3 separate regions of the Mus musculus genome follow, and regions 1 and 3 are each linked to region 2. The links are chromatin loops, found by intact Hi-C in ENCODE. Cell type or tissue: left cerebral cortex. All regions are shown on one strand. Region 1 overlaps Prkd3 (protein kinase D3). Region 2 has its middle 36 kb from the start of Rmdn2. Region 3 holds the start of Gm41622 (a long non-coding RNA gene).

The links. Peaks named below come from ENCODE experiments on the same cell type or tissue, not always from the same donor. Only the 100,000 strongest peaks of a DNase experiment are listed, where the experiment ranks them.
Region 1: it touches region 2 in a loop (3-fold over the local background); 4 of 42 quality-filtered maps call a loop at or near these places.
Region 3: it touches region 2 in a loop (2.2-fold over the local background); 7 of 42 quality-filtered maps call a loop at or near these places.

What each region holds. Positions count from the first base shown.
Region 1 is chr17:78,989,244-78,997,243 of GRCm38, forward strand. All of the region lies in intron 2 of Prkd3 (protein kinase D3), which reads right to left. Gm41622 (a long non-coding RNA gene) reads left to right here. Exons shown (of 6, transcript XR_003952325.1): 4 at 1,176-1,268; 5 at 1,544-1,681. Among named protein-coding and RNA genes, the nearest start is that of Gm41622, 9.3 kb to the left of the region's middle. In left cerebral cortex, no CTCF peak of the experiment used is centred here; a DNase peak (open chromatin) is centred at 4,642; H3K27ac peaks cover 2,702 bases.
Region 2 is chr17:79,575,636-79,583,635 of GRCm38, forward strand. It overlaps a transcript of Rmdn2 not described here. Among named protein-coding and RNA genes, the nearest start is that of Rmdn2, 36 kb to the right of the region's middle. In left cerebral cortex, CTCF peaks have their summits at 4,837 (motif pointing left) and 5,036; a DNase peak (open chromatin) is centred at 4,831.
Region 3 is chr17:78,979,616-78,987,615 of GRCm38, forward strand. Prkd3 (protein kinase D3) reads right to left here. Exons shown (of 19, transcript NM_001171004.1): 3 at 5,600-5,738; 4 at 3,911-4,042; 5 at 2,159-2,316. It overlaps Gm41622 (a long non-coding RNA gene), which reads left to right and starts at 4,293. Exons shown (of 6, transcript XR_003952325.1): 1 at 4,293-4,817; 2 at 5,029-5,101; 3 at 5,457-6,030. In left cerebral cortex, a CTCF peak has its summit at 3,748 (motif pointing right); no DNase peak of the experiment used is centred here.

The DNA of each region.
Region 1 (8,000 bases), 590 kb before region 2:
CTTCTAGAATGACAGGACCTCTGTACCCATGAACTCTCAGCCGCTATGGCAGCCCGTACAAAACCCGCACAAGATCAAGCCAGGCAACACAATCAAGCCAGCACAGAGCAGTGAAGATGGAACCTGCATCCCTAACCCAGAAGCTATGGACAGGCGACAGAGAGTTAGTGTTTTCTTTTGTTTTTTTAAAAAAGATTTATTTATTTATTTTACATATGTGAGTACACTGTAGCTGTACAGATGGTTCTGAGCCTTCATGTGGTTGTTGGGGATTGAATTTTTAGGGCCCCTGCTTGCTCTGGTCAACCCCCACTCACTCAGTCCCTGCTTGCTCCAGCCCAAAGATTTATTTATTATTATATATAAATACACTGTAGCTGACTTCAGACACACCAGAAGAGGGTGTCAGATCTCATTACGGGTGGTTGTGAGTCACCAAGTGGTTGCTGGGATTTGAACCCAGGACCTTAGGAAGAGCAGTCAGTGCTCTTTAGCCGCTGAGCCATCTCTTCAGCCAAAGAGTTACTGTTTAAGGGCATGGCTCCTAGTACGGTTGCTCATGCCTAAGGCCTCAAGGTTCCACGTCCAGGAGTGTATGAGTAGCACAAACGGACTCAAGTGATTAAAAGAAAAACTGGACCCAACGTTGGGAGTGTAGGGAGGTGGGGATGGATCTGAAAGACTGAGGGGGAGGAATGGAGCTCAGTATGATAAAAGTATTATAAACAAATGATGTTCAGGCGTTCTTCTCAAATGGATGCCTGAGCATTAAAATTACTTTAAAATGTTATTCACGGGCTGGTGAGATGGCTCAGCGGTTAAGAGCACTGGCTGCTCTTCCATAGGTCCTGAGTTCGATTCCCAGACACCACATGGTGGCTCACAACCATCTGTAAGGGAATCTGATGCGCTTACTCTGGCCTGTGGATGTATTAGCAGCAGAGCACTCATACATTAAATAAATAAAAAATTTAAAGTTATTCATTATGATTATTAGTTTATTTTAAAAATAATAATCTTAGGTGTTCAAAAAATTCAGACAACATTACACAGTGTTCCCATTCACCCAGTCTCCCCATCATTAACACTTTATAGCAGTATTATACATTTATAGCAAATGTCATACTTTGTTTAGATTTCCTTAGTTTTCATCTAATGTCCTTTCTCCTTTCCAGGACCAACCATGAATCTATACGACCTTGAGCTGCCTTTCTTAGATCCAACAGTTTCTCACACTTTGCAGTTTTGGGAGGACGTGCTCACTGGCTGTGAGTTTTATAGGATGCCTCACTAGTTGAACTTTCTGATGTTTATCTCATTTCAAGCTGGGCTTGGGGTTTTGAGGAGGTAGGCTACACAGGTAAAGTGACATCCTTACTATACTCTGTCAAGAATGAGTGTCCCCAGATTTTTATGGTCTGGGGATGAAACTTAGGTCTTCACACTCACATAGCAAGTAGTTTACTAAGCCATCACCCTACGCCCCGAATTCAAATCTTATTAACTGTAAAACCTTAACTATGGTTTTCTATTTGTAAAATAGAGCATACTTGGCAGTAACCATGAAAATTAAACCAATTACTGTAACATAAAGAACTTGGGTTTCTGATGAGTTGGATGTGCCATGAACATTAGCGTCTGTCTACTGCTCCCCATATTTCGTTATTATCAACAACAGCCGGTGAGTACCACATATTTATACTTTTACTACTTCTAGATGATATGCATGGAGATAATTTCTCAGAGTATTACCTAAGTCAAAGTATACATATATATGAAACTCTTAGATACTGACCAATTGGTCTTCACAAAGGCTATATCAGGTTATATGTCTACATGCAAAATATTAAGTTTGTGGGGAGGGGGAGAGGGTTCAGTGCTGGACCCACAGGCTGGAAGAGGACCAGAGATCAAATCCTAGAACCCATGTAAATGCAAGGTGTGTCTGACGGTCTTCTACAATTGGAAGGTGAGATGGGAAGTCCCCAGAGCAAGCTGACTAACAAGACTAGTCATATCAGTGAGCTCAGGTCTGACAGGAGAGGTTCTGCCTCGACGAAGGAAAGCACAAGACTAACTGTGGATGGCTTGGACATCAACCCCAGGTCTTTACATGCATGTGCACACATGTGTACCACATCTGCACACACTTGGGCCCACACATGCAAAAGTCATGCAAATACACACACGAACACAATACACATGAAAATGGAAAAGAAAGCTTTATCCATGGAGTCATTTCCCTTGCCCTGAATTGTATATGTCCATTACACAAGGCTGACCATCTTTCATAAGCTTAAGATATAAGAATTCATTATTTATATTTTTGCCTATTTTTAATAGTTCACTGATCCTCAAAAACTCCAAACTCAACTATTCCTCAAAATTATTTTTGCCTCTTCCAGAATGATTCTCAGTACATAGGGGCTATGGCAAAGTCATGGGCAAGCCAAGCGCAGAGGTACACACATGTAATCCCAGCTTCTAATGCTGGGGGCAGAGGATTCAAAGCTCAAGGGCACCCTTGGATAAACAGGGATTTGGAGGTTGGCCTGGACCACATGAGGAAAAAAAAAAAAGGCATGAACCAAACATTAAAAACCACAAACAAAAGCACTTTATATTTCAAAATCTATCAAAAATAACCTGCCAGTGAAATACACAGAAAGCGGAAGCATTTCAAAGATAATGGCTTGTTTTTCTAACAACAGAATAAGGAATAAAGGAAAAGGCCACTCTCCACTCAGTTGTATAATTTTAAAAGGAAAATATATTCTGGAAAAATAAATGCACACAAACTCTTGCTTCCATTTGCAAATCTGCTGTTCTCCTTCACAGGGCAGCAGAGGGACAACTGCCTCGCCATTGCTACTTTCTATGTACCCTTAAGACGTAAGATGCCCCCAAGAAATGGCCTATACACCTTCTAAACACCCCATTCTCATGGAGGAGAGCAAGGGCTCTTGGGACAAGGCTCAGGCCTCCCAGGGTCGCATCCGGGTACATGGTTAGTAGCTCTCAGTAACAAGCCCAGGCTACAGTGAGCTCAGAGCTCCCAGCTGGGTCTTTGTGCATTTCTCGTTTCCAGAACTGGGGTTTGTGAACACTTAGTAGGTACACATGGTGTGGCAGAGTGCACAGGTCAGCTCCAACATGGAACTATCTGCCCAGTTGCTGGTTAAAGCTCAGGCTGGAGAGCACTGCTGCTCTAGGATGAAAGGGTTTAGAGTGCAGGGAAGGTGGACGGGAGCTAGTAACCTCCTAAAACCGCAAAGCCTGTGTTTCCTTCCTTACCCTGCCTCAGCCCTGATTAGAGGGGGAAATGAAGGACAGCTAAGGAACGACGGTTTAAAGCAATTAAAAAAAAAAGTCTTTAATTTGGCCCGTTCCTAACAGCACTCTTTCAGTAGCTTCTCAATTTATTTTATTTTATTATTTTCTTCGGTCAATAACTCCCCTGCCTTGTGCAAAATGAAGGCTTTTCCCAGTTCTAGACCAACTGTGGCGAAACAAAAAGTTTTTATGAGAAACTTGTCTCATAAAAATCTCATGCCAACTAACTTCTGTCAGTGGAATGTCAGATAAGGTAGGAAGCTTACGAAACTTTTATTTTACTTGGCAAGACAGCATTTGCATGTTAACAAACAACATCAGAATTCAATATTATCTGAGTGAATTATTTACCTATCATTAGGCATTTTTAAAAGGTAGTATAAAAATGAGAAACCCTTGGAGTTTTAGGACACATATATTTTTGTTTTCATATAAGTGAGTGAAGTATACTAATTTTAGAGGCTGACACACGAATGCATATATGGGATACTAAATTGATTTTTAAACTTGAGACCAAGTACATCTTTACAGTACATCTTTAAGACTTATTCGGAATGACAGTAAACACATGCTAGGATGTTCTCTTTCCAGGTTTCCTCAGACTCCCGGAGAACCCAGAGCTTAGTTATTTAACTAGCACTTATTAAAAATTCTGTTGGTTATTCTGTAGAAACAAGACTAACATTCATTTAGCACCAATTCTGGAAAGCGCTCAACCATAGGGAAGAATTCCAATGATAATTTTCATTTAAAGCCAAAGTCACTAGTCTAGACGAGTCAGCGAGAACGGACTCACCAGGGACCTGAACTGATTCTTCCCCGCAGGTCTCCGCAGGTCTCCAGTTCACGTGCTCAACTTAACCCCACACGTCTGACATAAACCAGAGAAGTCTTTTTCTTTTTAAAATACACTTTCTCCGCTTGTTTTGTAAGTAGTTCTGAATTGTCTTTAACTTTAATGCTTGGACTTTCCCTCTTTTAGCTAAGATTGTAACCTGAATGTACAGCAAATTAACTTTCCCATCATCAGTTTAAGTATTTAGTAATGACTGCCCAACACTATTTAACCTAGATAATATGTGTGTATGTATCTACATGTATATGTATATACATGCACACACACACACACACACACACACACACACACATATATATATATATATATATATCTCAGAAAGATTAGAATGTCGCCAAGCCACTGCAACACAGCTGTAGTAGAGAGAATGGGGAAAGAAAACAACACAGAATGACAACTCTGTCCTAGAAAACAAAAGACACAGCTGGGGTTTTCATCCGCTATGACAGAACTGAAAATTACAACCAACTCATGTCTACAGAGACAATGGATCCATTCATTCAGACAGACCAAATCACCCCTCAAGTACACTGAATATTTGGTCTTCAGATCTAGTATTTAAATGATCAAAACTAAAGCCAAGTATTTTAAATCACCTAAAAACAGACAGAATTTCAATTTTACTAAATGCCATTATAACTCAAATGAATTGCTTTCTACCAACTTCCTTTCTCATTCCAATTACATCTAGTTTTTTCATTCAACAAACTAATAGCAAGAGTAGCTTTAGAGGGTATTTTTTAAGCCTCTTATCAATATGAAATCAAGTAAACATGGGAGCTAACATCCACTAGGTAGTCATCACATACCAGACACTGTGAATAAACTCTCCCAGTTTAAATAAACACGTCAGAACTAAAATTAAAAAAATATGTATGTATATATGGTTTTGTTGACATACGGCAACTAAATGCTGCAACTTTGATGTTCACTAAAGTTTTAAAACATCTATAGAACCAAGGATCTTTCTAAATTTAGAGTCTTTGAAGCCACAGGTATGTTTTCTGAGCATTATGGCCCAGGACTGCACTAAGAACTTTCTTTTTAATCACAACAACTCTTTATAAAGGTTTATCATAGGCTTGTAATGTGACGCTCAGCTGGTCTGGCTGACACACTTCGCCTGGCTCAGCCCCACTTCTACTGCTGCCAGACTGCATTCTAAGGTCTGACTGTCTTCCGGGTCCCACGACTTCCCTGGGGCTTCCTGCAAACACACCTTCTCTTCAGTATATACATCCCTAGAAGGTAGAAATCACACTCGTGTTCATTTTGCTTTGTAAACTATGAATCACTAGGAATCTAGGAGTTTGAGGGCAGCTCGGTGGTAGAGTACACGCTTAGCACGCACAAGGCCCTGGGTTCAATCGCCAGCGCCCCATATATACACATGTTCTTACACAGAAGAAGGAAAATGCCCACTATTTGCATGACCTTGTTTTTAGTATAAAAGCAAATAAAATGTGTTCTGTACTAAATGTTTACTGAGAGTAAGGTATTTCTGAGGAAAGACACGAAGAAGCTAGCACTGACCTCAATGTAATACGTTGGAAGACTTTCAAAGCTTAAAAAAAAAAAAGGAAGCTAAGTTTTGGCTTATGCTAACAACAACAACAAAAGAAACTCCACCTCACCCCACCCTCAGGATGTGTCATGAACCTGGATGAAATTCAAAAAGTGACCTCTTTTGGTCATATCTAAGTTTTAAACAAAACTCAACTAAAAATGATTTACTAGCTAAAGGGATTTCTTGGGAGAAAAAAAAAATCTTGCTGTTGATGCTGATATAGTCTGTCAGCGTTTAAGCAGGTTTGTGCTTAGCACAGTCTGTGAATCGCTTGTACTTCATGAGATTCAACCACACTCTTCAGTATGCCGCCAGAAACTATTCTGTCTTTACTCCAGTTGCACACACAGTTCCTAGTCTGTAGTCCTTTAAAAACTCGACCTTAACCATGTTCTGCTGTGCTTGTTTATGAATTTATTGAATCACCCTGTGAAATGTGTCATCTGCCCCAGTGTTTAGTGTGGTCAGTGTGTTTCTCCCCAACATGTGAGCCCTTTGTAGGGGGAGGGCACTGATCTTATCACACTTGCTGTGTTTTCCACGTTGCTTTTTGTCTTATTATTTTTATAGCTGACATTATGGTTTGCTGACCTAAGAGTGAGTTATCCTGGCACAGAGCACTCAGCCAGCTCCGTTTTATATTCATGCTCCTTTGACCCCAGTTTGCACATTTAACTTACTCCCTCTGGAGCTTACTGGGTAGAGGTCAGCATTAAGTCCCACCTGCACTTAAAACAGGTTTTCCAATGTCAATTTATGGGAAGACGATTCCCTTCAAAAGGTTTTCCTTTTTTCTTTTCTTCTTCTTCTTCTTCTTTTTTTTTTTTGCGTGACTCCTTTGCAGCACATACCTAAAATAAATGTCTCCCAGACTCCCTAACTCCTGCTTCAGTAGCACCAAACACCAATAGCTGCATCTCCCTTTCTATTTTTCAGATTTTTGAAATTAATGCTCTTGACGACTTTAGAACAACATCAGATAAATTTCTAACGAACAATGTCGAGGGGGGACCCAAAAAACAAAAGAAAAAACAACAAATAACACACAGGAAAAAAAATAAGATCTTTAACTTAAATAAAAATTATATACTATTTGTCCCTTTTAAAGATAAATCATTCATATTACCTTTAAAAAGACACTTTAAAATATTTTTTAACAATTTACTTTTTAATGGGCATTGATTGGTGTTTTGCCTGCATGTATTTCTGTGTGAGTGTCAGATCCCTTGGAATTGGAGTTACAGACAGTTGTGAGCTTCCATGTGGGTGCTGGGAATTGAACTGGGTCCTCTGAAAAAGCAGCCAGTGTTCTTAACCACTGAGCCATCTTTCCAGACCTAAAAATATTTTTTTTTAAAGTTTAAAATTTTATTATACTTGAGATAATTATCACTAAGTCCTATTCTTTTCTAAAAAGATTTTTAAAGATTCATTATTACTTTATTTGTTGTACGTGTGTCTGAGTGTATGTATAGTGTTTGAGTGTATGTGCAGGTATATAGTGTTTAAGTGTGTGTGAATGTATGAAGTGCTTGAATGAGTGTGTGTGTGTGTGTGTGTGTACATTATATGTGTGCTGGTCTGTGAAGAAACCAGGAGAGGGTGTCAGATTTCCCAGAGCTAGAAATATTGGGAAATAATCTCTAGTTCTTTGGGAGAGCAGCAAATACTCTCAACTGATATACCATTTCTCTATCCCCCTTTCCTCTATTATTATTTTATCTTATGTATATGGATGTTTTACTTGCATGTCTGTCTGTCTATGTTCCACATGTGTGCCTGGTGTTCTTGGAGATCAGAATAGGATATTGGATCCCCTGAGACTGGAGTTATACATGGTTGTGAGCTGCCAACCATGCATGTGAGTGTGGGAATTTAATCCGTCCTCTGGAAGAGCAGCCAGTGTTCCTAATAGCTAAGCCACCTCTCCAGCCCCATTTGACTCCTTTTGCCTTAATGGAATTATTTGTGCACTTTAGGTTGGTTTTCCCGTCCCTCTTCTAATATAATATGGCCTTCTATAATCTCACTTAATTGTTACTATCCCTTTTGGTTCTACAGGTTCTTCCTGGTAGTTTAATCATGGGAGATGTAAAGTCAACACTAGAATATCTTGATTTCACTGTATCTGATAATAGTCCTAAGTATACAGAAATTTTATAAAAAAGCATTTACTTAGCTACTGCTCAACCATAGTAATTAACTGACTAGCTAACTCAGCTGAACTCAAAATTATGAGATTCT
Region 2 (8,000 bases):
GATTCGTGTACACATCATACAAAGAAATTGGGAAAACTCAGAGAAATTCTGCAACAAGCCCACACGCCTTTAGAAGATAGATCCTCACACTGTCACACTTTAAGTCCATGTGACCCACTAAATGATGTTGTATTTTAGTGTCCTTTGACTGGAGGCAGTGCTCTGCTTTGTTTGACTTAATTGGGAGCAGCCTTGGGAAGCTTAATTGTTCCTATATGTTCTGAAGCAAGAAGGTGGCCATCTGCTAGGCTGAAGATGGAGCTGAAAAATAAATCTAAGATCCCAGGAGCTTGCTGCTGATTGGTCCATAAAACATGTACCTACTTGCAACTGTTAAAGAAAATGGTGAGAATCCATTTTGCTTTTGTCATAGGAACCTACTGGCTTTTCTGAGTGGAAACCCAACAGACACATCCAGTTCTTTGCTTCTTTGACAACAGGTTAAAAACAAATTCAGACCCTAGCAGCAGAAAATTTTCCTTTGAATATGTGCCTATAACAAGAGAGAACAGTTAGAATCAAACATCTAGTCAACAGAGAAAAGGAAGGTCCTAGGACTGGGAAAGAAAGCAGAAGAGAGGAAGCATCTTGCTCTGCCTCGCACAGAAAGGCATAGACCACGGAATGCTTGCTGAACTCCTTAGAGGATGCTGTGATGGAGGGAAATTCCTTCAGAATCAAACTGACTGGTTGGGGGCAGTGAGTGTGGATTCTTGTCTCTAGTCTTGTTTGTAAACTTTTTCTGTCTGCCAACACTTTCAGACAGATTATTTCTAATAAGGGTCTCATACTTGTTGGGGAAAAAACTAAAAGGGTCCCTGGAGTCTCTGGGTGGGTGATGTGGCCTGAAACCAAGTGTGCAAAATAAAAGGAGCAGGAATCAGGATTTGGGGTTATTTGCTGATGGAGCAGGATTAGGGATGAAGGGTGGAAGAAAGAAGATATGAGGTGGCAGAATGTTGGGTGCAATGGTGCAAGATCTCTCAAGACTCTATGATGTCATTACTTCTAGAGATGGTTGAAAAGTCGTAGAACCTCACAAGGTGCTTAGGTTTATCCAGCTCAAGGGAGACAAAACGGCATCTATGAGTGCAAGGATGGGTGGGATGCTGTCTCATCAGGGAGATCCCGTATCCCTGAAAGGCAAGCATGTCTCTTTGACATCTACATCCCACAGTTAATGACTTAAGGCAGTTTTGGGGAGGAGATTGTATCAGGCATCTTTTCTGTCCTTCCCTGTTCTGCTCCAAAGAACAGATTTGGACACTGTGGTCTTTGGAGGTTCCCCAGGTGGTCTGTGGTTTGGTGGCCAAATGCAATGGGTAAGTTTTGTTCAAAGAGTATTTTCTACTTGAAATTCAAATTTTCTCTCCACAAAAGAAAACAGAAATGGAGACTTGAAAGTTACAACCACAAAGATAGCCACATACTAGGCAAACACTTCAAATGGTGACTGGAGTGGAGGGGAGGGCAGTGCAAGCAGAAACTTAGAGGTGGGTGGTCCAAGGGATTCCTTTAATGTGGTTGACAGTCTGAAGCCTCTACTTGGAATGAAGTTGAGCCAGACACCGGACAATCAAAGGGCAATCAGAGATCCGACCGCTCTAAGAGTCTCCAAAACAGGTATTTGTAACTAATATTCCAACTAAGAAAAACATCTCAACACTAAACAAGCAATTTCATTACTCCCCATAACTGAGGAATGTCCTGGCTATATCATCCTTATATCCAATTTTATTTCTAGGAGTATAAATACTTGGCTTTGAAGTTTTATGCCAAGTCATAATTTAGGGAGTGATTTGGGGAAAGACTTTCCAGAAAATCTGGTCTCAGAAAAGGTCTTTTTGAAAGATCTTCATTAATCTTCATCAGAGTACATGTTTCCTAACTTTAATATATATATATATATATGTATATATATATATATATATATATATATATATATATATATATATATATAGTCAAGCCATTGGTTCAGAACAAGACAAGAGTATAAAGCATTCATTCAGATTTCAAATATGTGGTGTTAACAGTTTAATGTTTTTGCATTTGTATTCTTTATTCTTTGGCAATGACATGCCTGTATAATATAGATTCATTTCATCTTCCCAAGTCATTAAAAAAAAAGAGATAAAAAGAAAGAAAAAAAGAAAATGAGTTTAACAAGCAGGGCATGAAGGGGAAGAAGACCATCAACAAAACTACGTAAAAACACAATTCCCGACCCCTCAGAACTGAGGTGTATGAGACCAAGCAGCAACAACCGAAGAACCTGAGGGAGAAGATACAGCCCAGAAACATCTTACAAGCCACCGACTCCGTACACTACAAACAAAACACGTGCCTGAAAGGAGAGGATCGTACTCTTCATGAAGACCCAGTTAAGTGCATTGAAAAATAGCTAATAAGACTCCAATCTGGTGGGGGAAGATGGCTTCCCTATGTGGCTGTCCACTTAGACACACAGATGACAGTAGACTGAAAAACAAGGCCCCGGAATGTGGCCACATTCTAATCTCTAGAACCCATGACTGCACTGCCTAAGGGATTCAGCAAATGCAGTTAGTTAAGACTTCTGAGATGAATTATTCAGGTAGGCCTCACACGATCATTAAGAGACCTTGTAGCAGAGGTCAGAAAACTCAGACTCAGACAGGAGAGAGGACAGCAGAAAGCAGAGGGCTGAAGTGATACGGTTAGATGGTGGAGGAGCTTGAGCCAAGAGCTCAGACAGCACCTGGAAACCGATCAAGCAAGGAAATTGGTTCTCCCGAGATGCTTCTAGAGGGAGGCTATTTTTGCCAATGCCTGGATTTTAGCCCAGCACACCCACTTCAATCTTCTGACCTTATGCACTGCGAAGGTAATAAAGCTGCATTTTAAGCCATTAAGTTTGTGTGATTTGTTACAGCCGTCACAGGAAACCATTACCATAGAAACCACCTTCTCCACAGCCCCTTTCCTCTGTGTTTCTGACTAGATGGTACCAGAAGAGGAACACAGACAGGATTCAAGATAGTGGAACCAGGGTTATTGTTCTCTGAAGCTCTATGAGAAGATGAGGTCCCATCGGGGATGGCCCTACCCTCCGCACTGTGTCTAGCTTTTCTTCTACTAGTCCCAGTGATGGACAGCAACCCATGGGAAGTGCTTGCCTGTGGACCGGAGAGGCAAAACTTCCTGTGGATTCCACACATACCCCACCCGCTAGACTCACTTCGGCTGTGGTCAATGGGATTCTGAGGTACCAAAGTTTTTTCTATCCTGTCTTCTTGAGATGAATAGTCAGACTTTCTTGAAGTGGTTGTATCAAGTTTGCAATGAGTATGTTTCCGTTATTGCATAATCTCAACAACACCTGGTATACACTGATTCTTAATTGTGCCCAGTCTGTAAGCTAGGTGCTGGTATCTCCTTATGACTTTAACTTGCATTTCCCTGGTGAGTAATGAGGTTGGCGTCTTTTAATAGTTAGTGATTGTCTAGTTTTCCTTGTTTGTGAGATAACATCATTACTCACTTCCCCTTTTCCTCATTGATTCATTGTTCTTTATATATTCTGTATGTCTGTCCTTCACCAATTAAACATATTTCAAATATTCCAGTGAATGGGTTGCCTTCCCAGAATCTTTAAAGAGAATGAATGGTTCTGTGGCCTGGGGATGTAGTTAGATGCAATCAGTGGTAAAGGGCTTGCCTAGCATACACAAAGCCCTGTGTTCAGTCTCTAGTGCTGGCAGGGAGGTTCCCCAAAGTTTAATATTGTCAAATTTATCATTCTCTTTTTTAAAAGATTAGTGCTTATCACCTCTCTCTCTCTCTCTCTCTCTCTCTCTCTCTCTATCTCTATCTCTCTCTCTCTCCCACACACTCCCACCACCTCAGCCAAAAGCAACTCTCTTGATCTCTTGCTCCAGCTCCTTACTCTCTCTTGCCCCATTCCCCTCCCTGCTCTCTCCACATGCTCATGATCAGCCTCTACTCCTCTTTTCTTCTCTCTCTCTCTCTCTCTCTCTCTCTCTCTCTCTCTCTCTCTCCCTCTCTCTCTCTCTCCTATCTCTGTTTCTACTAATCTCTGAATCCCCCTCCCAATGTCCTGAACAAAGTCTATTCTATACTTTATAAAAAAAAAAATTGTTTATGGCAGCATTTTTCCTACCAGGAAAGTAGGAACAGGGGTGGAGGCAAAAGTTGGAAATTTCCCAAATGTCTATCCACAGAAGAAATAAAATATGCAGGCTTATTAGAAGAAGACAACATACCACAAACAGGTTCCATGCGTGGATGAGTCTTGCAAAGATACTCTAAGTTAAAAAAATATATATTTATCAAAATTCAGTTACTCCGAGTTAAGTAATGTGTTTTAAAATATAATAGTAGAGGTGTTCATCTTGCAAGGAGAAAGAGGGGGCTATTCTCATAAAATGTTAGGATTGGAGTTACCTTCAGAGGAGACAGGAAATGGGGTGGGGTCTCTCAATACTGCTGCTACTCTGTCATTTGACCCAAGAGGTGTTTGCTCAGCTAGTTTTTTTTTTAATTCTTTGAAATTACCATGTGCTTTCAATAACCACTAATACCTGACCTATTTTTCCAATAAAACATGTTAAGAGGTATTTATTAGTCATCTCAGTATAAAAAGGTTTTGCATTCTCTAGGGAAAGCTGTTCTCATATCATATGTTAAAAGCTCAGACTCCAGACCCCACACACCCTGGAGAATTTGAAATGTTCAGGGCAGAGCTGGAGGATCCTCTACCTTTCTCTACAGCATCTCTCTAGAGTGCTCAGCCTTCAGCAGGAATCAGTGTGGTAAAATTCATGGCGCCCACTGCCCTCTTGTGGCCAGTTTTACTACCCACAGGGAGAAGAACAAGGGAACACACATCTGTCCTGGAGCAAGTGGTCTGGCTGGTTTGGGCTGTCTCCTAGGACTTGCTTAGCTAGGCTAGATACCAAAATGTGCCACCTAGAACCCACTAAATTGTTTTTTGTCAGAGTTCCAAGCTTGTTAGCCTGGCTTCTCTTCTGGAAGCATGCTTGCTTCCTTCTGACGATGATCACATCACAGATAGTAGACCCCATCTGCTCCAACGCTCCTACTGCTTGGCTCTCCCTGCCCAGGCAGATCCCACAGTTTAGATTCTGCCTCCCCTTCTGGATCCACCGCATACTGTCTCTCCACTAGCTGCTCTCTTTTTCTACCTAAACCAATATCGATGGCCTGATCAGCCACCTGGGCTGAGGCCCTCCTCTTCTGATCCTGTCCTTTGGAACCCGTGTAGGGAGGACTGCTAATCAGATGAAACTCAAATGCTGCAGAGAGACGATGCCCTCAGATAGAGCCAGCTCTGAATCCAGGACGATGTTGGACATGCTCACTCCTTACTGTCCGCCCTTCCCTCCCATACGCACCCCATTTTATAATTTCATTTTCATTCTTTCTCCCGACCCCCTGTCAGTTTTCAGTCCTAATGAGAAGCCCAGGATAGGCAGATTCACTGAGAAAGCTCACATAGTGGATATCACGTTAAGGAAATATTCAAACCAGATCTCACGGGCAGAGTCCGCATATGTAAGGTCTCCACACATTCACCTGCCTCTGTCCACAGCCCAGAGGCCACTTGAATTCTGAACTTAAACCCCTACTGTTATACCTGGGTATTGACTTCAGGTCAACTAGTCCCTGTAGTTCCTCCCCAAGAGGCCCTTAAAAGACAGTGTAGTATAATGATTCAAATTAGTTTTGTAATGAGAATTGAATTGGAATCTATGCTTGCTGATGAAAGACTAGATGGCCGTAGGCTCCCAATCGAACTGTTTATGAATCTCAGTCTCCTCATCTGGGAAACTGGAAGACTATTTTACTCCGAGATTGCGTTAAGGTAGAGATGAAACTCATGTTTATTGTATTTCACATACATAAGAGTAACCGAGTGAATATTGTTACCGCTCATTATGAAGTCTGGACCTTGTAGACCTCAGATGACTATATCTCATGGATAAAGTCCTTTGTAGATCTATACTTGTTCCCAATACTTTTCTGAGTAGTCAGCTCCCTGGGAACTCTCTTGGGAGGGCTCAGATTTGACACTGTGCTCCAATGTGATACCACTGAATACATTCTCCTTCAAGGCTGGCACAGTTCTGCCCTTGAGGCTAGGAACTGGCCTGGAGCCTACAAAGCTCAGTGCTTCTCCTAAGTCCTTATTGATCTTCAGCCGCCTATCAACCAGTGAGCAACACTCACCCTTCCTCTGCTGGATCCTGTCCTTCCTCAACCCCATCTTACTTTCCCCTGCCAAGATCATGACTGTCAACCCATCCATTCAGGGTTGCTCAGTCTGGACCAGAGAACACTACGTCTTCAGTGCTGAGAATTGAACCTGGAGTCTCACAAACATTAGGCAAGGGCTCGAACACGGAACTCTATTCCCAGCCCTACTTTTCTAACCAGGAGTCAGAGTGAGTGTCATCTGCTTTAAGCACGGTGATTTAATACCTCCAAGAAACTGGGCAGGCTGGAGGACTGTGGAGGATGCTACCCTACAGCTCATCACTTGGCCGTCAGTATTATTTCCCAGCTAAAGACAGTTAAGAATGTATTTAAAAACAAAACAAACAAACAAACTCCGTCTCCTACCATGAAAACAAAATAGAGACACCCCAAGACCTATGCTTCTATACTCCCTACTCAGAGACTCCAGAGAGCAAACCTTACCACCTCACCCTTGGGTACCATTACTTTTCCATATTATTTAACTTCCTCAAATCCAGCTGCCCCAAAAGCTCAAAGACTCCATCTTTCATCTTGTTGCATCCCTAAATACTTGCTCTTCTTTTGTCAGGATGTCGCATGAACTCAAGTTCTAGACAGCCCTTTCAGTCACTCATCTCTGAGAACCCCATGTATGTATGGTAGACATGCCAACAACTTCTGGTTCTGAACAACTTCTGTTCTCTTGTTATTCAACCTTTTGTTGCTCTGAAGAGCCCTACATAGATGGAGAAAGAGTTCCCTTTTCCTACAAGAATGGTCAGGTTCAGAGAAACAAGCCAACAGGCATGTGCTGTAGAGCTCTGTCAACAACTCCTCTGTGCTCTGTCAGAGTCAGCAGCCTCGGCCCCTGCCCTCAACTCTGCTTTCCTGACTTAGTGATCCCTCTGCCTCACTCCTCAGTCTCTGTGGTGAGGAACTCCTGACTCATGTTGGACTGTCTAGAGTCAACAGTTATAGAGCTGCTGAAATAGCCCATTCCTCGGGATGACAACATTGAGTCAAATTCATATCCCGAACGTTTGCTAGACTAATTGGTAAGGGTTTCTTAAATCCTCTCTCTGCGCTCCAGGACAAAGAGCTGGGAGCATTGCTGAGGACGTTGTGCTTTATGTTCAATGACAAAATAAAAACTCTTATCTATTTTTGGACAGTGATAATCAGACAGCCTGAGTTCTAGGCTAAGATCTGCTTCTCCTGGCCATATGACCTTGGTAAAAATTATGTTCTGAAAGTTTCCTACCTACCAACCAAGAGGGCTGGGTTGGATGACCTGCTTTGATAGGTTAATACCCTGCTCACCAGCATGCAAGAGGGTTGGACTTAGTCATTTGGTGTCACTGTCCCTTTGAGAAGGCCTCCAGTCATTCAGATAATACCATCCTCCTTATCCATCAGTAAGCCTTACTTGTTTAATACACAAACTCCATAAATGACTTGCTTAAGGACACAAAACGAGTCATTTTCAGAGGCCTAAACAGCGACTTATGCCTCCCTGCCATTTTCCTTCCATTAAGACAGGAGGACAGAAACGATTCCTGCCATATTCCCCCTCCACTAACATTGTTTATTGTTAAAACAGTGAGCAGGTCTTATGCCTGGGCGGTTCTTGTGCCTTGTGTCCTTACCTGAGCAAACAAAATAAAAGTTTCATGCGAGCAGTATAACAGACCTCAAACTTAACCAATCAGGAACTGCCATCTAAGCTCTGCTAGGGACTTCCT
Region 3 (8,000 bases), 600 kb before region 2:
GGTTCTAGAACCAATACCCTGTGAATACTATAGGACGGCAGTACTTCTCCTTTCCTCTGCCTTTTCCAAGCAGTACCAAGCAACCGTGGGTAGCTGCCACCAGAGCACCATTCGTGGGGCTCGCAAAGCAATATACTTCTTTCCTGATAGGTTCCCTCTGTGGTTCAGTGTGTAAGACACACCAATGTTCTACTACCAATCTTCTCCCAAGGCCTTGCCTATGTCTATACACAGCTTCTCCTTCTCAACCTCTATACACACACTCCTCTTCTCCTCTCTCCCTTGGGTGTCTGCTGTTGTTAAGCAGGGTCTCACCGGCCTAGAACTCATGATCTTTGCTTGAGTATTGGGATTGCCTTTCTTTTTCTACTTCAAAAATCTAAGTGGTGTACAAACAGGAGAATTTTTAGAAGAGGATTACATACATTTTTACTTGGCTATCTCAATTTGTAAGGATTTTATTAAATGGACAATAGCCCAAAGCTTTGCACTGTACTAGTGTACAGGAGTCCTGAGAGCAGTGATATATAAATGACAGTGGCTTTAAAACCAACTGATGGCAAGATTACAATTTACAGATGTAAGCCATTTCAAATACTCCTAAGCACATGAATCTACTGTATTTATCCTTGGAATAAACAATACACTAGGGAAAAGTAACTAATTTAAAAATAAGAAGATCTGAATTTAACTTGAGTGTTTCTTACTATTCTGCCCTATAACTCTGGAAAGCCATTTAAGCACTCTGTCTCCAGAGTCACGTAGATAACAGATCTAGTGATCCACCTCACGTTTTGAGAACCAGTACGCTCATTCAGTCACTTATATTAACTAAATACCAAGTACTGTGCTAAGCAGAGTGAGTCACAGACTGAATTTTACAGCGAGAATTTCTCTATGTTCGTAAAGCTCTTCACACTGTCTTTTATGACCATGATGGAAGTAGCCTTGTGCGCGCAGACAAAGGCAGCCTCAGTTACACTTAAGGGTTTGCTCCCAATATGCCTGTTTTCAAGCTTAACTCCTTCCTCAGCAGAGCTTTACATCTTGGCTCTTATTTATCTACTTGTTTATGTATTTATTTTTCGAAATTTATTCCTCGTTTTCTATAATCTAGTACCCAAACACTTGGCAGAATGTTAGACTCACAAACAAGGTTTCAAAAGTGTGATGGCATTTAAAAACATAGGCTACCCTGTAGGTCTAGGTAAGTGCTACCTCAGACTCAGAGCTCTGGAGGTGGAGCAGAGCAAAGCAACTTGGCCACTACTGGCTTCAAGCACTTTCCAGTGGCAAACAGTGGCCTGTGTGAAACAGACATTCTTCAATGATGAGAAATACCTGAGAGGGAAAGACATGCTGTGAACGTGGGTGACACCACTGAGCAGGCTGTGGGTGCCGATGCAATGAAGAACAGAAAGGTGACCATTTTGCATACTGTGCTAATCTTTAGTTGAGATCTGTTTCCTCCCACCATCACTGTGCATGTCAGACTCCACACGCATCAACCTTTGAAGACAGACTGGTACCAGCAGCTCTCCAGTGCAATTCCAGTCAGCAGTCCCTCATATCCTGAGGCTTCTAGGTTCTAAGTAGCTATTAGTTTTTCCTGCTTTGCAGCCTATAGATGATTCTTTTTGGAACTTCTGAGAATCTGATCATATAAGCTGATATAATAAATTCTGTCATTTACACACACACAGACACACACAGATACACACACAGACACACACAGATACACACACAGACACACACAGACACACACAGACACACACACACACACACACACACACACACACACACACACACACACACACACACACACTGTATAGGTCTTGCTCCTCTGGAGATCCCTAACATAGTTATCTACTGAAGAGAAACATAATTGGAGTTGTGTATTAGGAAATCTGGCCTTATGATCGATTACATGTAAGATTAGGTGAAATATGGATGCTGGGTGCCAGGATAGTGAAAGGAGGCTATCACAGTGCAATCCCAAGGGACATAATACAATCTACTGCTATTGGTAAGCCTTGTCATCATTATTACATTTAATGTACCTTAAGTGTAGGAACATTACTGTGCTAGGATGTCATATACCTTGTAAAATCACTAGGAATAAATTGTAAAATGCTTTCTACGACCTGAGAATACAAACCTCTTCACTGAGAAGGGGCACACACTCAGGCTGCAGGGGTCTTGGAACTGAGAGGCCAGGTCCTGGCAGAGATACATTTGACAGACGTCTCTTTCTTACTCCACTGCAGTTATTTGGAATCTTGAAGGCACATCGTTTATGATAATTTAATCCACAGCCTAAATATATTTTAAGAGTAAAATATAAAAAATTTGAATGTAACTATTTGAAATATGACACATAAAACCCAGTACTTCTTTATTTTCACCAGCAACAATACCAACGTTAATTAATAACTAAGATCACAGGTGATGTGGAACATAACAAATTCAAGACTAGGAATAGTATGTAGAAAAGTTTATTTAGAAAAGTTAATTTAACTAGAGTAGTGAATCTTGACTTATGATAGCTAACATAACCACCTGGAAATTTATTGGAAACATAAACTATTAGGCTCGTCCCTAAATCTACAGACTCAGGAACTGTGGAGGTGGAACCCAGCAAAGCATGCTCTATAACACTTGGCAAAAGTTTAAGAGCCACTACTGGCTTCACGCACTATCGGATGGCAAACAGTGGCCTGTGTGAAACAGATGTTCTTCAATGATGAGAAAATTATATGGTCAAATTTCGGTGTTCGTAAGTATAAAATGATAACAAATAATAATATGGAGTATTAGTATTATGCAATTATAATTCACATAATCATATAACACCCAAGTTCTATGGGTGTCAAGTGTGCGCAGGTATTTGTATCTGAGCGTAGGAGACATCCACCTTGTTTTGGGGGCAGGACCTCTCACTGGGGCCTGGAACTGTAAGAGAACCCTAGGGATCCCCTTGTTTCCTAACGTCCCAATACACGTCACCACACCCAGCTTTTTACGAGGGTCCTGAGGACTGAACTCTGGCCCTCATGCTTGTGTGGTAAGCACTTTACCAACTAAGACAGCTCCCTTACTTTATAAATATGTTTTATTGCAACAGTCTGCTGCTTATTTACATATTATCTACGGTTAACTGTTGAGTTTTTAACGCTTTTTAAAAATTGTCTATATGTGAATGTTTTGTCTTCATGTATGTATATGTAGCACATACATGCCTGGTGCCTTGGGCATGAGATTGTCAGGGATTAAGAGTTACATGCAGCAAGGCACCGTGTGGAACTGGATTTTGAAACCAGGTCCTCTGAAAGAGCAGCCAGTGTTCTCAGCTGATGAGCCGCCTTTCCGGTTCCTACGGTTAGTTCTATACTCCAACAGCAGAGTTAGACACAATAGAGACCACGGCCTGCAAAGCCTTAATAAAGGATTTCCCTGCTGGTACTTTACAAAACAAGTTAATTGACCCTCCACTGCTTCTTAATCAAACTATGTCTCATGATTTGCTATGCCCTAGCAATTCTAACTTACAACTTGCCAAATTTACCACTGTACAGAAGAAGTTAAAAGTATATTAAAACTCTATAATAATAAGTGGCTAATAGTTATTAAGCCACTGTTTTGTGTCAAATATTTTATTCACGTTACCTTATTTAACCATTTATGAAATGGGTAGAGCGCTCTTCACAGAGAAAGGAGTCTCCAGAGAGGTCGATCAAGTTGCCTAAAAGAACCAGTAGGTGGAGGCAAAGGAAAGACCGGAGTCCTCATCTCCGCAACTCTAAATCCTTATTACCTAGACACCAACTATGATTTTTGTCTTTCATGATAATTCAAAAATGCGAACGTAAAATCCTCTTTCAAATTAATACACAAATTTAAAAGCACTTACCTTCACATTTTAATCCTTGACGTACCAGTCCCCAGAGCATTTCACCACAGTAATCACAAAAAGTAGGTGCTTTGTAAGAATGTACATAGAGAGCGTGAGGGCGGATCTGGAAGTCTTCCACTGTGGCCAAAGCTTTAAAAAAAATAAAAATAAAATCAAAAGTATTCAAGTATATTTAATAATTGCAAATTACTTAGGAATGGTCACCATATCCATTTATATGAAAATACAAGGTAACTTCTCTGAAAGTTTTATCTGACCACAAAATAAATTAATTTTAGCATTTAAACTGTGCTTTACAAGGTTTAATTTAAAAAAAGATTTATTTATTGTGTCACGTGTTAAGGGAGGAGCAAGTGCCCTGGCATGCGTGGAGGTCAGAGGACACCCTGTAGGCATGAGTTCTTTCCTCCTACCATGTGTGCCCCGGGATCAGAGGCCTTTTTTGCTGAGCCATCTTCTGGTCCAGTACTATGGTTTTAAAAAACAGTTCTTTTAGAAGTCCAGCAGCTTTCACTGAGTTATGTCCCAAATAAGCCAAGTTGGAAATCTGGAGGCATGGTCTCATAACAAGATGGCAAACAGCTACTTATTATATCTTCCTTAGCCCATTAAAAACTGCTTAGCTTAGGCTACATGGAGAAAGAAAACACTGAAGTAAAACGTAAAAATAAAAGTGCTATGGAACTTAACCTCATCGCCACGGTGTTTCTGCAAAAACAGACACTGCGTCCACATGAGCAGGACTTGCTTTTCTCCATGAGCCATGAAGCAGTGGGTCAGACCCTACTCTCTCACTTCACCCGAACGTCACCAGTGACGCCTGCGGTTTGATGACAGCATCCCAGCGAGAAAGAATGAATGCTTGCGGTTGTGACCAGAGAGGAGACCAGCACACGAGTCTCCTGTGAGTGGAGGGGAAGCCTGGGGGCTGTGGTGTAGAACGATCAATGCAGGGGGCCAGGGAGATGTAAGAATCAGAAACACAGATGGGAGCTGTTAGGAACAGTAAGGAGACACCATGGCCAGAAAGGATCTCAATAGGCTACAAGACTGCGGGAGGGCAGAGCGGCCAGGCGGTGGGTGTCTGTGACCGCTTGCTTCCTTTCTCTTATCAGCATTCTAATCTTGCCTGTGGCATTCCTCTGGCCCTCACACTACTCACTGACCACCCTGCCCACTTGATGTTGGGTAAGTGGAAATGGTGGGAGTTAGGGAACGGGAATGGCAAGAGGGGCAAGGCAGGAGCGGAAACGGGCAATGTCCACTGGGATCAGGAAGGGAAGAGGCAGTTTTTAAATCACACAGGGAACCAGCACTGCCACGTTCTCTTCCAAGTCTTTCATATTTCTCTCTTTATCTAGATTCTCTTTGTGGAACCTTAGTTTTCTTTTTCATGCTTTTAACAGAAATGGGAAGAGAAATAACCATAATCTTCCTTTATGATTTTGACCCACAGAAAAAGAACTTCTTTTCAGTTTAACTGGCAATCCCTCAAGCTTCAAAACACTTAAGTAATTCAGTTTGTTCTTCTACTTTCTCATAGTGCTATATCACCTTCCTGAAAGTGAAAAGCGTGCAGAAACCATGACTCCACGTTAAAGAAGCAAGCCACTACCCAGTGCCAAAGCCAAGCGCAGCGGACCACTCTGTGGGAGAAGAGACAGGGGGAAGGGGCCATTTGCTTACCTGACAGGACAACTTCTACCAGGTCCCCTTCATGTATTTCATCTGCTGAGGTAATCAGCTGCAAAATGTTTTCTGAGTTCATGTCGTGGCGAAAGAGAAGAATTTTATCATACATGCCAAAGAATCCACACTCTGGAAACTGAAGAAAAACAGTCCTGCATCAATATTCCATAGCTTTCTGCTGTTACAAATAGTCTACAAAAGAATTTTGAAGTGTCTTGACATAGTGCTAGTGACTAACAACTCTTTTAATATTTAAAAGGTGAACCTTGTACTCAAATATCCTGGTTAATTTTAAAGCTCAAAAACAGAAAAGTAAATTTGCAAATAAATAATCATTACCTTAAAACACATGTGTCTTACAAATTTCAGATTTCTAATTGCTATAAGACAACATCGTTTTCTACTGGTTCTGTTTTTATCCCGAGGAGGTAAGTAGTTGGTTCCACTCATCAGAGCTGCACTGCTCAATACATGATCAGCCACTGCTATTCTCTGGATTTGATGTGTAAAATGTTCATGTGGTAATGTCCTAGGAGGTTCTGGAGCCCTTATGTGCCATGAGTATGTGGGGTCTGGGGACAGGGAAAGTCTTAAAGGGGACTGTACACCTCTGTGTCTTCTGGACTCTTTCCTGCTCTCTGATGGAGGATGGACAGTTTTGCTCCTGCTATGGTGTGCTTTCTAATGCAATGGAATCAACCAATTGTGGGCTGGAGCCTCTAACATTGAGCCAAAATATTATTTTTCTCTATAAAACTGATTATCTTAAATATTTGCTATAGCATAGCTCTATACCATAGTTATCTGATTCTAAAACAATTAAAATTAAAAATATACTTCCTTAATCACACTACCCACGTTGCAAGTACCTGACCGCCACTGTCGCTGTAGCTACTATCCTGAATAGCACTGAAATAGACACCTACCTCATGTCAGGACTAGCTGAAGACCAAATAATTCCCTAACAGTGGTCACAGAGTCCCAAGTTCAATTCAAGCATCTAGAATTTTAGGTCCATTCACTGCAGTTACAAACACAGGGCTCAGCAGTGCTCTAAACAGAGGCTTGACGATTTTCTCACATATGCCCGAAATGTACAATTCTAACGAATCTACATTTATAATACTTAGGACATTCATATGTGGAACAAATTATGAAGATGTGTGTCCTATATTTTGAAGGAAGTAGCTTAGAGTTAAAAGTTTTTGTTTGTTTAAGAAAGGGTCTCAGCATGCAGTCTTGGATGGCTTAGAACTTGCTACAGAGGCTGGGCACCCTCTCGATTTCTGGGGTTAAAGGCATGCACAATCATTCATGATGAAATATTAGAAATTTTTAATATTTGTTTTCCAAAATAATTTCATTTTTAATCAATTAACAATATAAAAAATGTCATCTATTTTACTAATGCCTTAGAACATGCTGTTATAGGAAATTCCTTGATTCTCAGAAGACAACACCACAGCTGTCCTTTAATAAACAATATCGTATGTCACTGGCTTGCGCTCAGTGATCTGACATGAATCAGTCACAGCAAACTGTAAACATGCTCATCGCAGGGGTGTTGTAGACAACATGGCTCACGTACTTCATATGGTGGTATGACTTGGTGAGGAATAACAAGAGACACTGCCTTGGTTTCCTAGTGTAGCACTTGACCGTGTGATCTGACATGCTTTCTTACTTACTCAGCCCCCTGGGGAAAGCCGACAACTTTATAGCCCACTCTTGGCAGTCCCAGCTCCTATGGCCGACGCTTCCGACACAGTAACCGTCCGGAATTTCCTATTTATTATCTTACTATTGTACATTTTTTTCCTACTAGAAAAACCTCATACAACACTCAAAGTTTTCAAATCTTTTCTAAAAACTATTTTATAAAATTATTATTTTAAGTTGAAAACAGTAGCTTATTTAGAAAGTTAAAGGTTTATTTTTATTTTTAAAACATGGCAAATAATGGCGAAGTATAGAAATACTTAGAATTTATAATATCAACTCTACATTCAATTATCTGAGTTGTCAATAATATTTATTATAGTTCAAACTATGTTTTAATGTAAATCTAACATGGTAGTTATTTTTAATTGAAAAGACAGAAATAAAAAATTATATTTTGTTTAAATTCTAATTAAAAATTTACTAAGTTAAATGATTAAATAGGAGATTAAAACAGCTTTAAAACTTAGTTGCACAATCCCTTAATATTAAAAAAATGTCATATTTCACCTTCGTAAGAAAATAAAATCTCTAACCAATATTTGAAAGAATAAAACTGATTTTTAAAATAGCATTTCTGGCATATTTGCTAAATACAAGGCTATTTAGCAGTTGTAATGAGAAAACAATCTGTATTTTCCAAAAGCGTTCCAAAAGTTTGCAATCTAACAGGGAAAAA